Linked DNA regions of Homo sapiens: region 1 is linked to region 2. A link is an interaction called in ENCODE POLR2A ChIA-PET data of the cell type or tissue named here. Cell type or tissue: GM12878. All regions are shown on one strand. Each heading gives the region's core, and the rest is flanking DNA. Links, peaks and the distances in the headings are about the cores only.

The links. ChIA-PET counts read pairs that join two places held together with the same protein. Peaks named below come from ENCODE experiments on the same cell type or tissue, not always from the same donor. Only the 100,000 strongest peaks of a DNase experiment are listed, where the experiment ranks them.
Region 1: POLR2A ChIA-PET joins it to region 2 with 6 read pairs; 7 of 35 experiments call an interaction of 5 or more read pairs at or near these places.

What each region holds. Positions count from the first base shown.
Region 1 is chr10:101,395,455-101,399,852 of GRCh38, forward strand. The region is part of intron 1 of BTRC (beta-transducin repeat containing E3 ubiquitin protein ligase); the gene reads left to right. Among named protein-coding and RNA genes, the nearest start is that of BTRC, 43 kb to the left of the region's middle. In GM12878, for the core only: no CTCF peak of the experiment used is centred there; a DNase peak (open chromatin) is centred at 1,884.
Region 2 is chr10:101,321,176-101,325,573 of GRCh38, forward strand. No RefSeq gene overlaps it. Among named protein-coding and RNA genes, the nearest start is that of BTRC, 31 kb to the right of the region's middle. RefSeq lists an enhancer at 1-434. In GM12878, for the core only: no CTCF peak of the experiment used is centred there; no DNase peak of the experiment used is centred there.

The DNA.
Region 1 (4,398 bases), core at 69-4,068, 74 kb after region 2:
TCCTGAGTGTGGAAAAGATTCTAAAGAAAAGACCTTGATCCAGTAATTAATTTTGCTCTTAACATTTACAGACCCTTCCTCTCCTTAATAAAAATGGCTAAAATACAAATTGTTAAATTGTTATTTCAGAATTTGAAATAACAGTGGATTTTTTTCTTTAAAAAATGAACTTAAAATGATCATGCTATGAAAGATCTTAGATTTATTTTTGGTTCTCAGGTTTGATTAATAAATTATATTTTTCAGTTCATTGCATACTACAAAATTTATTAAATTATCTCAGCTGTGATTAAAATTAAAATGTATCTTGTTACATTAGTATGTGAAAATTAGTTCTATCCTGTAAAAATACTACCATATTATGAATAATCTTTTACATGCCTGTAGGGGACTAATGGGAAATTTAGTAATATTTGCATATTTTTTCCTTAAATAGTAGTAATATTTCCATGTTTTGTTTGTAAGCGACAAATATGTATATATATATTCATAGGTATTTTTTATATGATGGGAGAAGGTTTTGTATTTTTGTTTTTTGCCTCAGCTTTTCCCAGCTCTAGGGAGAGGTTTTTAATATATCTTTGTAGTTGATCAAAGTTATAAGGGATCTGAACTTATTGATTTAAGCTATTAAAGATAACCTTTGCATACACAAAGTTCTGTTATAGCGAATACTGGTACAACAAAGAGTCATAACAATAGAGTTCTTTAAAAAAACACACTGTCTTTGCTCTCATTTCCCAACATGATGGACCTAGTAATGGATATGGTGATCTAGTAGCCAGAATATTTTAAAATTTTTATACTGCCAATTAGAATAATGCTTTTCTTTAATTTTTGTCAATGAATGTGAGTTTTTATAAATGCTCATTTTATACTGTAAAAGTAGTTGAACTTTATGAATTTCTGCAAGATTCTGCCACTATGCGAAAACTTGAATGGGAGGTGAAGATTTTTTTTTTTTTTTTTTTGGTAGAGACATGGTCTCACTGTGTTGCCCAGGCTGGTCTCGAGCGAGGTAAAGATTTTAAATGGAGTTCAGCTAGTATTAAGCCCACTACTCACTTGTTCTGTGGTACTCTTAACAAATAATGTTGGATTACGACAGCAAAATATGTGGTATAGAACTATTTTCATTTTTGATCTACTTAGGACAGGTATTAATGGACACTTTCTCATAGCTCATAATCATGTTGGTATTGCTGTCTCTTGTTTGTGAAAGTCTGTGGAAACATCAGTCACTACTAACGGTAGACAGTCTTTAGATTTCAGCAGATATTCGTCAGGGTTTGTTGATGTTTGTTTTTACATGATGAAAGTCCCTATCAAAGTAATTCTATCTCCAAAAGATTTTTTTTTTTTTTTTGAGACAGAGTCTCACTCTGTCACCCAGGCTAGAGTGCAGTGGCATGATCTTGGCTCACCGGAACCTCCGCCTCCCGGATTCAAGCAATTCTCCTGCCTCAGCCTCCAAAGTAACTGGGATTACAGGCATCTGCCACCTCGCCTGGCTAATTTTTGGTATTTTTAGTAGAGACGAGGTTTCACCATGTTGGCCAGGTTGGTCTCAAAGTCCTGACCACAGGTGATCCACTCGCCTCGGCCTCCCAAAGTGCTGAGATTACAGGCATGAGCCACTGCGCCCAGCCTGTCCAAAAGATTTTAAAGTTGGGTGTTATGTTATTGAAATAAAATTCTTATATAAATTCTCTTATTTACTTTGTTAGTGGGGAAATCCAGTATCCTTAAGAATACAATCCTAAAATAAAGTTGTTACATATTGCAGAAAGGCAGAGTGATTGTGTTGTTATGGCAACTCAAATGGGGAAAATGAAAACAGCCCAGATAAGCTGCATCCTGTTGTCATGGCAACCACAGTTGTGGAAATGATTAAAGCTAGCCTAGAAAGGATGTATTGCAGCTTTAGTCCACTGAAAGTAAATAGTGTAAGAAAAGACAGGGAGAATTGGTTTTTGACAAAAGTTAAATCCCTCTGGTGCCACAAGTTGCTAGTACCACCATGTGTAGACAGATCTCTGTCCTTTCTAATTGTGTTTCAACTCAATTTTATTGCCTCAGATCATAATTGTGCTATGGAGGAAAGAAATGTAATAACTATGAAAAGCTTGTGAATAATGATTTTTTTGGTAGCAAATTTAGAAAGCAAAGTTAGGAAATTTATTTATTGAAAATGACTTTTAAAAAATAGGGTGTTTTCCTTTCCTCTTTCCCCCATTTCTCACCCAGTGCTTAATTTTCATTTTTTTCATACCCTGTTACTGTATCATTTTAGTCTTAAGTGTTGAATTGTAATGTAAATATCTAATACCATGGCAATTGGTAAGGCATCACATGCAGCATTATGATTGCCTATGAACAGATGGATTTGATGATAAATGATAAACATCCTGTAAGTGTGAATAAATTTATTTTAGCTCTATCTTTCAAACTTTCTCTGTAATCAAAGCTTCTTAAGTGTTTTTAAAAATGCCATTATTTCCTTCCCAAATTCCACTTGCTCATCACAGCAAGATATTTCATCCTAGTGGAGTGGAGACATGTTAGGAATAAACCTGATGAAAACCGTGGTCTTTGTTCAGCAGCTGGCTGCTTGCACAGGTTTTTGTGGTAATGGCATTGGCATCTCTGTATTAGAGTATTGATCTGCTGCTTGGTAGGTACTGTGTAAAATAAGTCTTCTAGTAAAGATGTATTAAGTGGTTTAAGAGCAGTTTATATTACAAATAAGGTGGAAGAAGGTGGAGTTCTGTAAGACCGGACACATGCTATAAATATCCATAAAATTAAGTATTTTATCTAAAAATGTGTGTTGAAAATTTCTTTTTTTCTTTTTTTCTTTTTTTGTTTTTTTGAGACGGACTCTTGCTCTGTCGCTGGAGTACAGTGGCGCGATCTCAGCTCGCTGCAAGCTCTGCCTTCCGGGTTCACACCATTCTCCTGCCTCAGCCTCCCGAGTAGCTGGGACTACAGGTGCCCGACACTGTGCCCAGATAATGTTTTGTATTTTTTAGTAGAGACTGGGTTTCATCGTGTTAGCCAGGATGTTCTCAATCTCCTGACCTCGTGATCTGCCTGCCTTGACCTCCCAAAGTGCTGGGATTATAGGCATGAGCAACTGCGCCCAGCTGAAATTTTCTTATTTTAATTCATATTTAATTGCACATAGTTGAACATTATCTGAGTGTGAGTTGCGTACACTAATACCATCATCCTTTGCCCTTTAGTGGAGGATTTTATATTTGATGTTCCTGTGTTGTGGTTGAAAACTGTGTTGTAAACTCGTCAGTTATAAGAAATAATATTGACCATAGGAACAGTGTTTTAAAGTAATCCGTTGAATATTTTCATGAAAATCCAGGTTGATTTTGCCTGAGCATAAGTTGGTCTTCATCAATAACCTCTTCACTGTATACATTGCCTGGTTTTGCCTGGCTAACCGAAATCTGGCCTTTCATGTAGGTATAGAGAAGAAACCTTTTTTGTTTTTTTTCTTTTGAGATAGAGTCTCACTCTGTTGCCCAGACTGGAATGCAGTGGTGCCATCTTGGCTCACTGCAACGTCCGCCTCCTGGGCTCAAGCGATTCTCCTGCATCAGCCTCCTGAGTAACTGGGACTACAGGCATGCGCCACCATCCCCGGCTAATTTTTTTGTATTTTTAGTAGAGATGGGGTTTCACCATGTTGGCCAAGCTGGTCTTGAATTCCTGACCTCAAATGATCCACCCACCTCGGCCTCCCAAAGTGCTGGGATTACAGGCGTGAGCCATCATGCCTATCCAGAAACCTATTTTTAAAAAGAAGAAAAAGATGGAGGAGGAGAAGGGAGAACTATAACTAGAATCACCTTTTTTTTTTTTTTTTTTTTTTTAGAATTTTTAAAAAGCTCATTCCCTTTTGCTGTTATTTAATGGTAGCAGGTCATGTATGACTCATGACTTAGGTCATACAACTTAGGATATTAAATGGTTCAGATACCCAGCAAACAGTTCAAAGATTGCATTAACAAGCTAGCTAACATTTTGTAAAGGAGTTCAAAATGAAAGACTGTCAGTACCTATATTCCGTGTGCCTAGCTGTTGTTGCCCCACTGGAATGTCACAATGCAAGGATGTGAATCTCCCTTTCTCCTAACAGAAGTTTTTAAAGCTAACAGATTTTAATAGATTTGCAAACAGAAGTTTGCAAGCAGAAGTTTGTAAATCTGTTAAAATGTTTTACATTAAAATTTGATGCACTGATTTTTAGATTGGTGTCTAAAGTAGGCAATATCATCAGGTTGTGCATTTGAGATTTACCAGTTTACATCTTGGCTTATGATAAATTGGATTGGAAGATCAGGTACTTTATTTTCCTGGAAGAAAAAAAAATTAGGTATA
Region 2 (4,398 bases), core at 94-4,093:
CAGAGGGCCTGCTGAGCTCTGCTGAGGTCCAGGGAGCCTCCTCCCCCACTGGAAAGTAGAGACTGTGATCTTAATCCTTCCCATCACAGAGGCACAGTGCTGGCTGCTCCAGGCCACAGGAGAAGCTTTCCTGACAGATGTGTCGGATTGACCAAAAGACCAAAAGGGGCTTTGCGGAGATTATGCTGTCTGCTCGATACTTGGCCCCTAAGCCTCAAGAAATGGAAGCTCAGAGGGCATCCTTGGTGGCTTCTAGAAAGGGTCAGAGCTTTAAGCAGGGGCCCAGCAATGGTCAGCTTCCCTGGCCAGCCCCAGGCTGCCTCCAAAAGGCCTGGCGGAAGGCATTTGCCAAGGTGTCAGCAGAGGTGAGGGAGGGAGAGGACAAGGTGACAGAAGGCGAGAGTCAGTGAGGCAGAGGCCAAGGAACAGGAGGGGCCTGACCCCCTCAGGACCAGCCACCCCCACAGAAACTGACCCAGGGGAGAGAGACCCTTGTCTGGGCTTGTTTTCGGGCTGCTGGGGCCAGGCATCGGGGTCTATTAAGGATTTGGAAGGTCACTGAAGAGCGGGGTGTGTGTGTGTGTGTGTGTGTGTGTGTGTGTGTGTGTGTGTGATGGGGCTGGGGTGGAGGCAGTGCCACCATCAGATGTGTGTGGGGAATGGAGTGAAGGGAGTCTGCCTGAGTCCACCGCTTTCACACTGGAACCACTGGGTCCACAGCACAGGCTAGGAGGGACTGCTATTCCTGCTTTTTTTTTTTTTTTTTTTTTTTTTTTTTTGAGGAGTTTCATTGTTGTCGCCCAGGCTGGAGTGCAATGGCACGATCTCGGCTCACCGCTACCTCTACCTCCCGGCTTCAAGTGATTCTCCTGCCTCAGCCTCCTGAGTAGCTGGGATTACAGGCATGTGCCACCACGCGAGGCTAATTTTGTATTTTTAGTAGAGACGGGGTTTCTCCACGTTGGTCAGGCTGGTCTTGAGCCCCCGACCCCAGGTGATCTGCCCACCTTAGCCTCCCAAAGTGCTGGGATTACAGGCATGAGCCACCGTGCCCGGCCTCCTGATCTTTTTATTCTCAACTCTCGCTGACTAGGAGATGAGAAAGGAAGCCTGAGCTGTCACAAGGAGAGGACCCAGACATGCAAGAGGCAAAGGAACAGGAACATGACAGCTCTGGAGTCTCTACAGGGAGACTCACAGGAATAGACCATCCCCTGATCACAGGAACACAGGGTCCTTCTTGCCCTTTTCTGGGGCAAAAGAGTGAGTGGCCACAGCCTCTGTCTTGGAGACCCCTATCAGAAAGGGATTGCTTTAGGTGGTGTTTTTTCACTCTGCTACCTTCCTCCCCACCCCACCCCATTTCCCTTCATGACCTTGTGACTCCATTAGGTCTCCTTTCTTCTTGATTCAAGAAAAAGCCAGGCGGGGAGGGCTGGGGACCAGGGAGGGAGTCAAGGGGGGCAGAGAGGCTGAGCCAATTGCGGCGTCTGCAAGGTGCAAAGCAATCAGCGGAGCCGCTGGTGAGCGGGGTCACTCAGTAGTGTGCACATCAGGGTGAAATCCTTTCAGCTCTTCGCCAAACCCCTAGTGAAAGACAATCAGGCTCGCTGTCACCGAGCTAATTCTGTCTATATAAAAGCAGTAATGAAATTCACGGCAGGATTACCCTCTCCATCCAATGGGCCAGCGTCGTGGTGACATATCTCTCTTATTGCCCGAATGTAACACACCATCTAATTTACGTCGTGTAGCGAGCAGGAATGAAATGTTCATAAAGAATTGCTGCATCTCGTCACCTTAACTGCGGCCCGGGGCTCTGAGGCATCTGTCAGGGAGAGGAGCAGGAGGAGGGAGGGCAGGCGGGGCTCAGGGAGTAGCAGCCGGGGGCAGGGGTTTCTGTGGGGTTGTTGTTTCTTAATAGGGTGAAGTGGAGGCAGAGGGAGGTAGGGGCTGGGCGGGGGTCAGGAGGAGAGAGGGTAAGGGAGGGGCACAGAGGGCTTTGGGGAGGTGAGGATGAATAACGGTAGGTTGAAGTAGTCTGGAGGGAATGTTTGGAAGTCTGTGGGTTTGGGTGAGTTTGGGAGGATGAATGTGAGTGCCTAAGTGGCCAGGGGTTGGTTGGGGAAATGACCCTCTGGGTGCATCCCAGTTACTGCAGGGCCCCTGACAGTCTCTTCCATCCTCTGGAAGTAGAAACCCAGCCACCTCTGAAGACTATCAGAACAAAACTCTCCAGTGAACAAGAAAGAAGCCCATTTATAAAAGTGAACAAGGAGCAGACAGACACAAGGAGCAAGTTTCATAAACCTAGGAGTTCTCCATGGCTACTCCCCCACCCTCAGCAATTGCATGACCCAACCGGCCATCTGCAAGCCCTTTCAACGCCACTTGAAAATGTTCTTCTCTTCCATTCTTTCCTCTCCACCCATCAGCACCCTGCCCCCATCCCAGTCCAAAGTCATTGCCATCTGTTGCCTAGATACCTAAGTACCCTCCTGACTGATCTCTCCATGAGCCCTCTTGCCCCCTCTGGCCCCTCTTTCTCCCTCTACTCAGCCAGGTAGTGATCATGTCATCACTACCATCTCTCAGCTTAAAACCCTGCAATGGTGCCCCCTTGCTCTTAGGGGATACCATTGCAGGCTGTCCCCTAAGACCCTACCTCTTCAGCTTCTTTGTCCCATGCTCCCAGTCACAACAGTGCTCCAGCCATATTGGCCTTTTCCCATAGTCTGAATAAGGTGCTGTGTTCTAAGAAGCCATGGGGGCTGTGCACACGCCTTTCCTTCTTGGAAGACTCCCCTTGGCAGTGGCAGCATCACCAGACCCTGTCCAGCATGGTCTTAACTCCTACTCCCACTTCAGATGCCAGCTGAAGCCTTGCACCTCAGGGGAAGCCTTCTATGACTACTCACTCATGTAGCTCTCTCCTCTTTTATACACTTTCTTGGCATCATTTACTTCTTTTTGTGACTGTTTCATTATAGCCTGGATTCTCCCACTGGACTCTGCACTCCATGAGGGCAGGGACCATGCCTGTTTTACTCACCATTATATCCCCAGCCCCTGGCACAGTACCTGGGGACATTGTAGGTGCTAAATAAATACTTGTTGATGGGCCGGGCGTGGTGGCTCTCACCTGTAATCCCAGCACTATGGGAGGCCGAGGCAGGCGGATCACGAGGTCAGGAGATCGAGACCATCCTGACTAACACGGTAAAACCCCGTCTCTATTAAAAAATACAAAAAAATTAGCCGGGCAAGGTGGCAGGCGCCTGTAGTCCCAGCTACTCGGGAGGCTGAGGCAGGAGAATGGTGTGAACCTGGGAGGCAGAGTTTTCAGTGAGCCGAGATTGTGCCACTGCAGTCCAGCCTGGGCGACAGAGCAAAGACTCCACCTCTAAATAAATAAATAAATAAATAAATACTTGTTGATGCCATGTGGAAGCAGCTGATGGAAAAAAAAAATGTGTTGAATGAAGAAATTAGGGGCATGCACAACCATTACAAGGCGAGAACCTACCTTCCTTCCTTCCTTCCTCCCTCCCTCCCTCCCTCCCTCCCTCCCTTCCTTCCCTTCTTTCTTCCTTCCTTTCTTTGTTCTTTCTTTCCACAAACATCTACTGAATGCTTTCTGAGTGCCAGGCACTGTCAGAGGCACAGTAGCTGCAGTGCTAAACAAGTGAAGATACAGTCCCTGCCCATGAGGAGCTCATGAGGGGAGGGAGACAGACAGCCATGGGGCTAAACCTGTCCTGTGCTTCCTTACTCCAGAGAAGAGCCACATCCTTGCCCACTGGCACAGTCACCTACAAAATGTGGCTGATTCTCTGGGACCATAGAGAATTCTCCTTGAACTTCCCCAATACATAGCTTAGCTACTTGTGGGGTAAAAATACCAACAGATGGAAGAAACTTTGTTGAAGAGCGATAACTAGATTTCTCCTCCTAGTGAAGCATTTAGTGAGTATCTACTATGTGCTGAGCACCTCATCTCATGTCATTCTCACAACTGTGATATCTAGGTATATTATTTTTGTTTTGGCGATGAGGAAACTGAAACTGAGTTTAAATAGCTTGCCCCCCAAAAGGTCACACAACTGGCATACAGTGGATACTTGTTAAATATCTACTGAGTGAATGAATGAATGAGAAGCTAATAAGCAGAAAGGCCAGGACTCAAACCTAGACTTTCTGGCTCCAAAGCCCTTATCTCTTTCTACTCTTTATTCCAAGCAATTAGTTTTGAACTCTCAGAGTCAGTATTAGAAAAATAATCTGATGTTGGGCTCTGGATCTGTGCTTTCTCTCATCTGGGATCCACAGCCTTCCCACAGCTGCACATGGCACCCCAGACACCAGGCCTGGCCAGAGCAGGAAGTTTAGGTCTAGAGA